Linked DNA regions of Homo sapiens: region 1 is linked to region 2. Evidence: read pairs that join two places in POLR2A ChIA-PET (ENCODE). Cell type or tissue: PC-3. All regions are shown on one strand. Region 1 has its middle 140 kb from the start of LINC02671. Region 2 has its middle 220 kb from the start of LINC02671.

Region 1 (4,000 bases), 76 kb after region 2:
GAGATAAACTTCCTAACTTATTTTTTAAGGCCAGGATTACACGCATTCTAAAAACTAAATAAATATATTACAAAAGAGAAAATTATAATTGGATATTAAATATAAACATCAATCAAATTCTTAAAAATATATTATTCAATCAACATAAAAAACACACAAAAGAATAATACATTATCAATAAGTAGAATTTATGACAAGAACACAAGTTTGGTTTAACATTTTCAGGACCAATCAATTTAATTTACTGTATTAACAGAATAAAAGGAAAGTGTGATTACTTCGAATGATGGTGAAAAGGTTTTTCATAAAGCCGGCATAAATTTCATAATAAAAAATCTTCAGAAAGCTATTAAGAGAAAGGAAATTCCATAACCTAATGAGAGCATAGTTATGATACACCAACTGGAAACATCATAATTAATAATAAAATACTCAATGCTTTCTTTCTAAGATTTGGGATAATCGCTTCCATTCTACCTTGCAATAAAAATCCTACTTGATGTCATAATATAATTCAAAGGTAAAAAATATACACTTTGGGAAAAAAAAAGTGAAGATCACTTTATTCACACAAAGCATGATTACATATGTAGAAAATCCTCCTTAATCTATGAAAATAAAGCTATGAAAACTAGTTATATACTAGCAGTATAAAGTATGTAGCAATATTGCTATATAATAACAATAAATAATTTGCAGTTGAAATAAAAATATATCATTTAAGATATCCAGAATTGTGATAAATTAAACAAAGTACACTCAGAACTTGTGTACTGAAAACTATAAAACATTGCTGAGAAGAATTAAAGAAACCAAAATAAATGGAGCAGAATTAGGTATTTATGCATGAGAAGACATTGTGAAGATGTCAACTGTCAAAATCCTGAAAATTACATCTATAAATTTACTGGAGTCCCAATCAACATCCCAGCAGGCATTTTGTACATGTCAAGTGATTACAAAATTTATATTGACATGCAAATGAGTTAAAATAGCTAAAATAATTGTGAAAACAAAGACAAAAGTTAGAAAAATAACATTAATTTCAAAATGTATCTTAGATATTTGTATTGACAAGTATATATTTGCATAAGTATAAACACATAGATCAATGGAAAATAATAGAGAATTCAGAAACAGACAACATACAAGGTCAAAGTGATGTGCAACCTTGTGAAAAAGTTACTTAGTGAAAGAGAATCATCTAGAAAAACCTAATAACCACAAGAAAAAATATTAGACTTTACCAATATCTCATGTCGTACATGAAATTAAGTCAACAGGATCATAGGCCTAATTTAAAAGCAAAAATATTAAAATTTCTAGAGGATAAGATAGGATTAATGTTTATAATACTAAGGTAGGCAAAGATTTCTTAGGCTACTAAAATTACAAATCATAGATTAAAAATTAACAGATTGGAACTAATCAGTATTTAAAATCTGATGAAAGTTATGGTTAAGAAAATGAAAAACTAATCCACAGACTGAGACAAAATGTATTATATCTGTCATAGAACATACATCCAGTTTGCAAAAAAATTCTTATAAATCAAGGAGACAACCCAACAAAATGGGGAAAATATTTAAACAAGTATTTACCAAAAGAAGATAAATGACCAAAAAGCATATAAAAAGAAGACGAACATAATTAGAGAAATCTAAGGCTGCATTGAGATACCACAATACACCATTAGAATGAGTGAATTTAAAGAATGACAATACCAAGTGTTTGTGAGGATATGACTCATCTATAACTCTTATACATTGCTATTGAGAACATGAAATGTTATTGTAAATTTGGCAATCAGTTTATCAGTTTATTGAAAATATTGAAAAGTTTATTATTTTTACTGATTCACCCTGTAGTCTACCCATTCTACTCTTAGGTATTTACTAAACAGAAGCCAACAGGCATGTCTTCTCAAAGATATACACACAAAGTTGATAACAGCTTTGTTGGTAAAAGCCAAAACCTAGAAGTAACTTGTATATCCATCACCAGATCAACAGATAAACTAAGTGTGATGTCGGGGATGGCATGTATTATATGTAATATGATCTCGAACAATAGAATCAGAAGTAAAAATAAGAAACTAATATGTGTAACAACATGGATGAATCATTTTAAAAAGCAGAACACAAAGTGTCATTCTCAAAAGAGCACATTGTATGACTCCATTTACAAGAAATTCTAGAAAAGTCAATCAAATCTGTAGATACATAAAGCAGAACATGGGACTGAAGCAAGAAATTGACTGGGAAAAGAATTGTGCCAATATTATTTTCCTTGGCTATGATGATGAGTACACCAGTGGATCAATTTGACAAAACTCAAAGAACTCATGGAATGGTTGCATTTTGTTTTATGTGTGACTTATAATTCAACAAAGTTGATGCAAATAGCCAGTGGGCAACGTGGGACCTGTGCATGCTCTGAAGTAAACAGCAGGGTGAAAGGCAGAAAATAATATGATTGAAAGAAGTATAAATTTTCTGATTTATAAAGGTTAATTTTTTTTTTTGCCGCAGCAACATTTCTTAATGGCCTACTACTGTTTTCCATCTCTGATACCTCTAATTTTTGTTCTAGTTATTCCAAGGGAAGAACTCAAAGAGCCATGCATTCAAATTTAGTTGCTCCTAATATATGCAATTAACCTAAATGTCTATCAATGCAGGAATGGATAAACAAAATATGGAAATTTTTCTATATGGAAAATTTCTACATGGAAATTAAATAACTTGCTCCTGAATGACTGTTGGGTAAATAACAACATTAAGGCAGAAATTTTAAAAATTCTTTGAAATTAATGAAAAGAGAGACATAATACACCAGAATATGTGGGATGCACCATTAAAGTGTTAAGAAGAAAGTGTCTAGAACTAAATACCTACATCAAGAAGTTATAAAATGTTTCAAATTAACAACCTACCATTGCACTTAGGAGAACTAGAAAAATAAGAATGAGCTAACCCCAAAACTAGCAGAAGAGAAATAGCTAAAATCAGAGCAGAAATGAACAAAATTGACATGCAATCATCCAGATAAAAGATAAAATCAAGAGTTGGTACTTTGAAAGGATTAAAAAGATTGATAGACTCCTAGCTGGATTAACAAATTAGAAAAGAGAGAAGATCCAAATAAACACAATCAGAAAAGATGACACCAGAACTGATCCTACAGAAATACAAAAATGTTCAGAAACTGTTAGGGACACTTTGTAAATACAAACTATAAAATCTAGAGGAGATGGATAAATTCCTGGAAACACACAATGTTCAAAGATTGAACTAGAAGAATATGAGACCCTGAACAGATGAATAATAAGCTCTAATATTGAATCAGTAATTTAAAAATACTACCAAAAAAAAAAAAACCCTGGATCAGATGGATTCCTAGGCAGAATCTACCACATGTACAAAGAAAAGCTGATACTAACTCTAATGAAACTATTCCAAAAAAATTAAGGAGAAGGGACTTCTCCCTAACTCATTCTATGAAGCCAGCATCATCCTGATGCCAAAACCTGGCAGAGGCACCAAAAAAAGATAACGTCAGGCCAATATCTCTAAGGAATAGAAACATAAAAATTCTCAACAAAACACTAGCAAACTGAATTCATCAGTTCATCAAAAAGTTAACTCATCATGATCAAGTAGGCTTTACTCCCCCTGAATGCAAAGTTGCTAAACATATGCAAATTAAAACATGTGAATCACCACACAAACAGAATTAAAAACACAAAACATATAATCATTTCAATACATGTGGAAATAGATTTTGACAGAATCTGACATTCATTTATGATAAAAACTGTCAAGACACTAGACATCAAAGGAGCATACCTCAAAATAATAAGAGCCATCTATGACAAACCCACAGCCAACATCAGCATAAATGAGCAAAAGGTGGCAGCATTTCCTCTGAGAACTGGAACAAGACATGGATGCCCACTCTTACCAATTCTTTTCAACATAGTGTTAGAAGCGCTAGCCAG
Region 2 (4,000 bases):
GCTCTTCTTGCCTCAAGGACTTTGCACATGCAACTGTTTTCTCTTTTCAATCCTTATTTTAATTTTTAATAATTGTTATGGATATATATTATTTATACATATTTATGGGTGCATGTGATGTTTTGATATAGGCATACAATATGTAATGATCAAATCAGGGTAACTAGGGTATCCATCATCTCAAGGATTTATCATTTGTTTAGAAACATAACTATATAGGAGAAATGGTTAATAGGTACAAAAATATAGTTAGAATAAATAAAATATAATGTTCGATAGTACAACAGGCTGTTTTCTCTTTCTGAAACCATCCCATGGCTAGTTGATACATCTTCAGACAGATCTTTGGCCATCTTATTTAAATTAAGTCTTGTATCCTTTTAATATCACACTCTTATCTGCTATTTTTAAAAAGTTTATGTTTTAATAATTTGATATTTACAAATTGCAATTCAGAAATGCAGAAAAATGGGTTTATTTCATTTACATAATGGATGTTATAATACTCTTTAACACATTTACTTGACCGTGAGGGTAGGTATAGATAAAACTCTTATCTTTTCAATTAAAAAAAGCTAATTTATTTGCAAGGACATGAAAATGAATCCACTTATATATAATATTTAAAGTAATCCTGGAATAGAGATATTTTACTGTAAATTAAACATGGCAGACTAAAGACATTTTTTATTTCACCTCCTTTATTTAATACCTATGCAAAACAACACAAGGAATAAAAAACAGAAAAAAGATTCTACTTTTAAATCAAGACAACAGCTTTGCTCTAAAAGCATTGACAATATTTATTAAATATTAGGAAATATGGAAGAAAAATAGGATAGTTAAGAGCTGATATCTGACTCATTAGAGCTTGAAGAAAATTGATTATTATCCTAGAAGTAAATATCCCAATCCTGAAGTGCATATCATTGAACCATTAATAAGAGTTACAAGGCTTAGGGGTATCTCAGGCTATGAGGCTTGTGAATGATATAGCCGTATAGAACTACATCTTCCATATAGCAGAATAAGCAGTGGATTTGAGCTGAAAGAAGAATCAAGTGAAAGTCATATTTGGTGCAATAAGACAATAGACGTAAAAGGCAGACAGCTTGTAAAGAAAGAAACAAAACTCTATATACAGACCACATGAATGTCTATGTAGAAAACCCCAAGGAATCAATAGAAATAAATCTTCCTAGAAATAATGTCTTAAGCAAAATTACAGTATATAAGATCAATAATCCATAATCAATTGTTTTTCTATATACTAGCAATAAACAATTAAAAATTGAATATTTTAAGTACAATTTACAGTAGCTCCAAAAATATGAGTTACTTAAATATAAGTCTAACACAATATGAGTTTCAACGTAATTCTTTTGGAAACATCAGCAAATTACGTCATTTTGCTTCTTATCATTTTTCAATAAATTATTGTGCTTTCATAAGAGTGTACTTCTTGTAGCATCACTATCATCGTAGTTCTTCTCTGCTATGAAATAAATTTGCCTCAACATGGATAATCCATGAGTATTTCCACTTACAGTCTCTTCCCAATATAGAATAGCACACATGCTTTTAGCCGTCTTATGCTTTCTGCTTGGAGTCCTATTATTCTCACTTACTTGGATTAATGTACGTCTTTAAAGGCAGAAGTAATATATCCAAAGCATCCGACAAATGCTGCTTCAAAGGTATGTTCTAATACAAATAGACAAAGGCCAGAGCACTGGAACAGAGTCCTAGAATACATGCTTTCCAGGCATTGATCATTTTGTTTATAAATGCTGGGAAATTTTCGAGTCTCAGAGGTTAACCTAGGGTATCTGGGTGGCAGGAGAAGGATGTTATATGAAGGCTTGGGACAGTGGCTATTTGGCAAATATAACAATTCACCATTTTGACATTGGGTAGGGACTTGTGGGTGTGTCCTGGCTGAAGAGTAGCCCTACTTGAAGGAGAAGCTGGCATTTTACCAACTCTGTAAAATCTACCCTCATCAGCAAAGAGGAAAATGTTCTATCTTCCTTTCTCATGCCACATAGCATTTGATTTTTCACATCTGCAGCATTTTATATACTGACTCATATTAAAGCTCTTTTTTGTAATGAGACCTAATGCCACACCTAGGGTACATAATGACATAGGGGAAAAGAAATGCGTTGAGTGCAGGAATGAATCTTCATACATTTTTAAAACTTCCTGTGTTGTCAGAATGAATGGAATAGGTGACAAATACATGTTTTTTGACATTGCTATGATATTTATATATTGACTTATTAGTTTGTGAGAAATTTGATTTTCTCCTCTTAAATTTTATGTCATGTTTCTTCAATAATTGAGACTGCATTATTTATTTATCCACCTTGAGTGTTATCCTCAGGTGGCTCATGGAATTATATCCTTGTGTCTAATACCTGAAAAATGTTGATATGCCTGTTATTCTTCCTATTAGATAAAATCAAGCAATCTGCTAGTTAACTCACCATGACATGCAGTGTGAAGTCAAAATTCAAAGTACTGATAATATCAGTAACCTAGGAGGTCTGCCAACCACACTAATAGAAAGTATTCTTCTCAAACTCACCTCCTTTTTGACAAAAAGAGACTTACCGTAATAATCATTTAAAATATGACAATCTATAAGTAATATGTTAGAATGAGATAAAACAGCTCTTTCACTCAACACTACCTATGGAATACAACACAGTATGGGAGACTGCTATTGTCATAAATGTACACTCAAAAGAACTGTTTTCCTTTAAAATTGTATTCCCAGAAAAGTAAACAGGTAAATATTTTTTGTTCTCTAATTCCACTTTTTATGTTTGTTCTCTTTACTTCTAACTTTATGGATCTCACCATCTAATTTAAATTCTTACATGTAAAATGTTAGCATATGAAAATTTAAATTCAGATCACTATGGGTGTTCAATAGACACTGGGGGAAATTTTCACAAATTTTATATGACAGCAAGCAATATTATATTTAATTGTATGGTATATGGAAATAAGGTATATATAGTGATATACACAGATCTTAATTGTACATTTTGATGAAGTTTGATAAATATGTACTTCTGTACTTCTCATAAACTAATACCAGTAGTATTATGTACTACTTTTCCATCACCAATGAAAAAATCCCTGTGTCCCATTTCAGTCATTCCCCCCCAAGCAGGCAATCATCTATAATTTCTATCACAATATATTAGGGGTATCTGTTCCAGAATTTTCATGTAAATGTTATAATATTGCGTGCACTCTTGCATATGGCTTTCCTTGTTCAACACAATGTTTTTGAAGCTAATTTATACAGTTAAATGTATCAGATATAGTTTTTAATTTTTATAGCTGAGCCATATTTCATTGTATGAATATATCAAAACTTATTGTACACCTTTCTGGTGATAGACATTTGTGTTTTTTTCAGGTTTTGGCATATAAATAAAATTACTATGATATTTCTTGTACAAATTTTTTGGAACGTGTATATTCATATGTTGTATAGGTTTTCATTTTAACATGTATAAAAACACTTCAACAGCACCACGAAACAACTTAAAAACTGATATTTATAAAACATTCCATCTATCAAGAGAATAATGTATGCTCTTTTCTGCACAGCTTTATTGAGGCATAATTGATATACAAAGAGCTGTACATATTTACTGTGCACATTTGGTGAGTTTCAACATGTACAAACACCTGTGATATCATCACCACAATCAAGACAATAAATGTTTGATTCATTTGTATTTTGTGTGTTTGTGTTTAGATATGTGTAGGTTTAAAATGTTAATATGAAATCTACTCTTTAACTTTGAAGTATACAATATTATTAACTATATGTACCATATTGTACAGCATACCTCTAGAACTCAATCATCTACTATAACTGAAGCATACACATTGAACAACTCCCTGTTTCTTTAATACCTAGCCCCGGCAATCACCATTTTATTCTGTTTCTGTTAGTCTGAGCATTACAAATATG

What was found. Peaks named below come from ENCODE experiments on the same cell type or tissue, not always from the same donor. Only the 100,000 strongest peaks of a DNase experiment are listed, where the experiment ranks them.
Region 1: POLR2A ChIA-PET joins it to region 2 with 6 read pairs; 2 of 35 experiments call an interaction of 5 or more read pairs at or near these places.

The regions. Positions count from the first base shown.
Region 1 is chr10:65,065,395-65,069,394 of GRCh38, reverse strand. No RefSeq gene overlaps it. Among named protein-coding and RNA genes, the nearest start is that of LINC02671, 140 kb to the right of the region's middle. In PC-3, a CTCF peak has its summit at 3,915 (motif pointing right); no DNase peak of the experiment used is centred here.
Region 2 is chr10:65,141,328-65,145,327 of GRCh38, reverse strand. No RefSeq gene overlaps it. Among named protein-coding and RNA genes, the nearest start is that of LINC02671, 220 kb to the right of the region's middle. In PC-3, no CTCF peak of the experiment used is centred here; DNase peaks (open chromatin) are centred at 2,057 and 2,417; H3K27ac peaks cover 1,850 bases.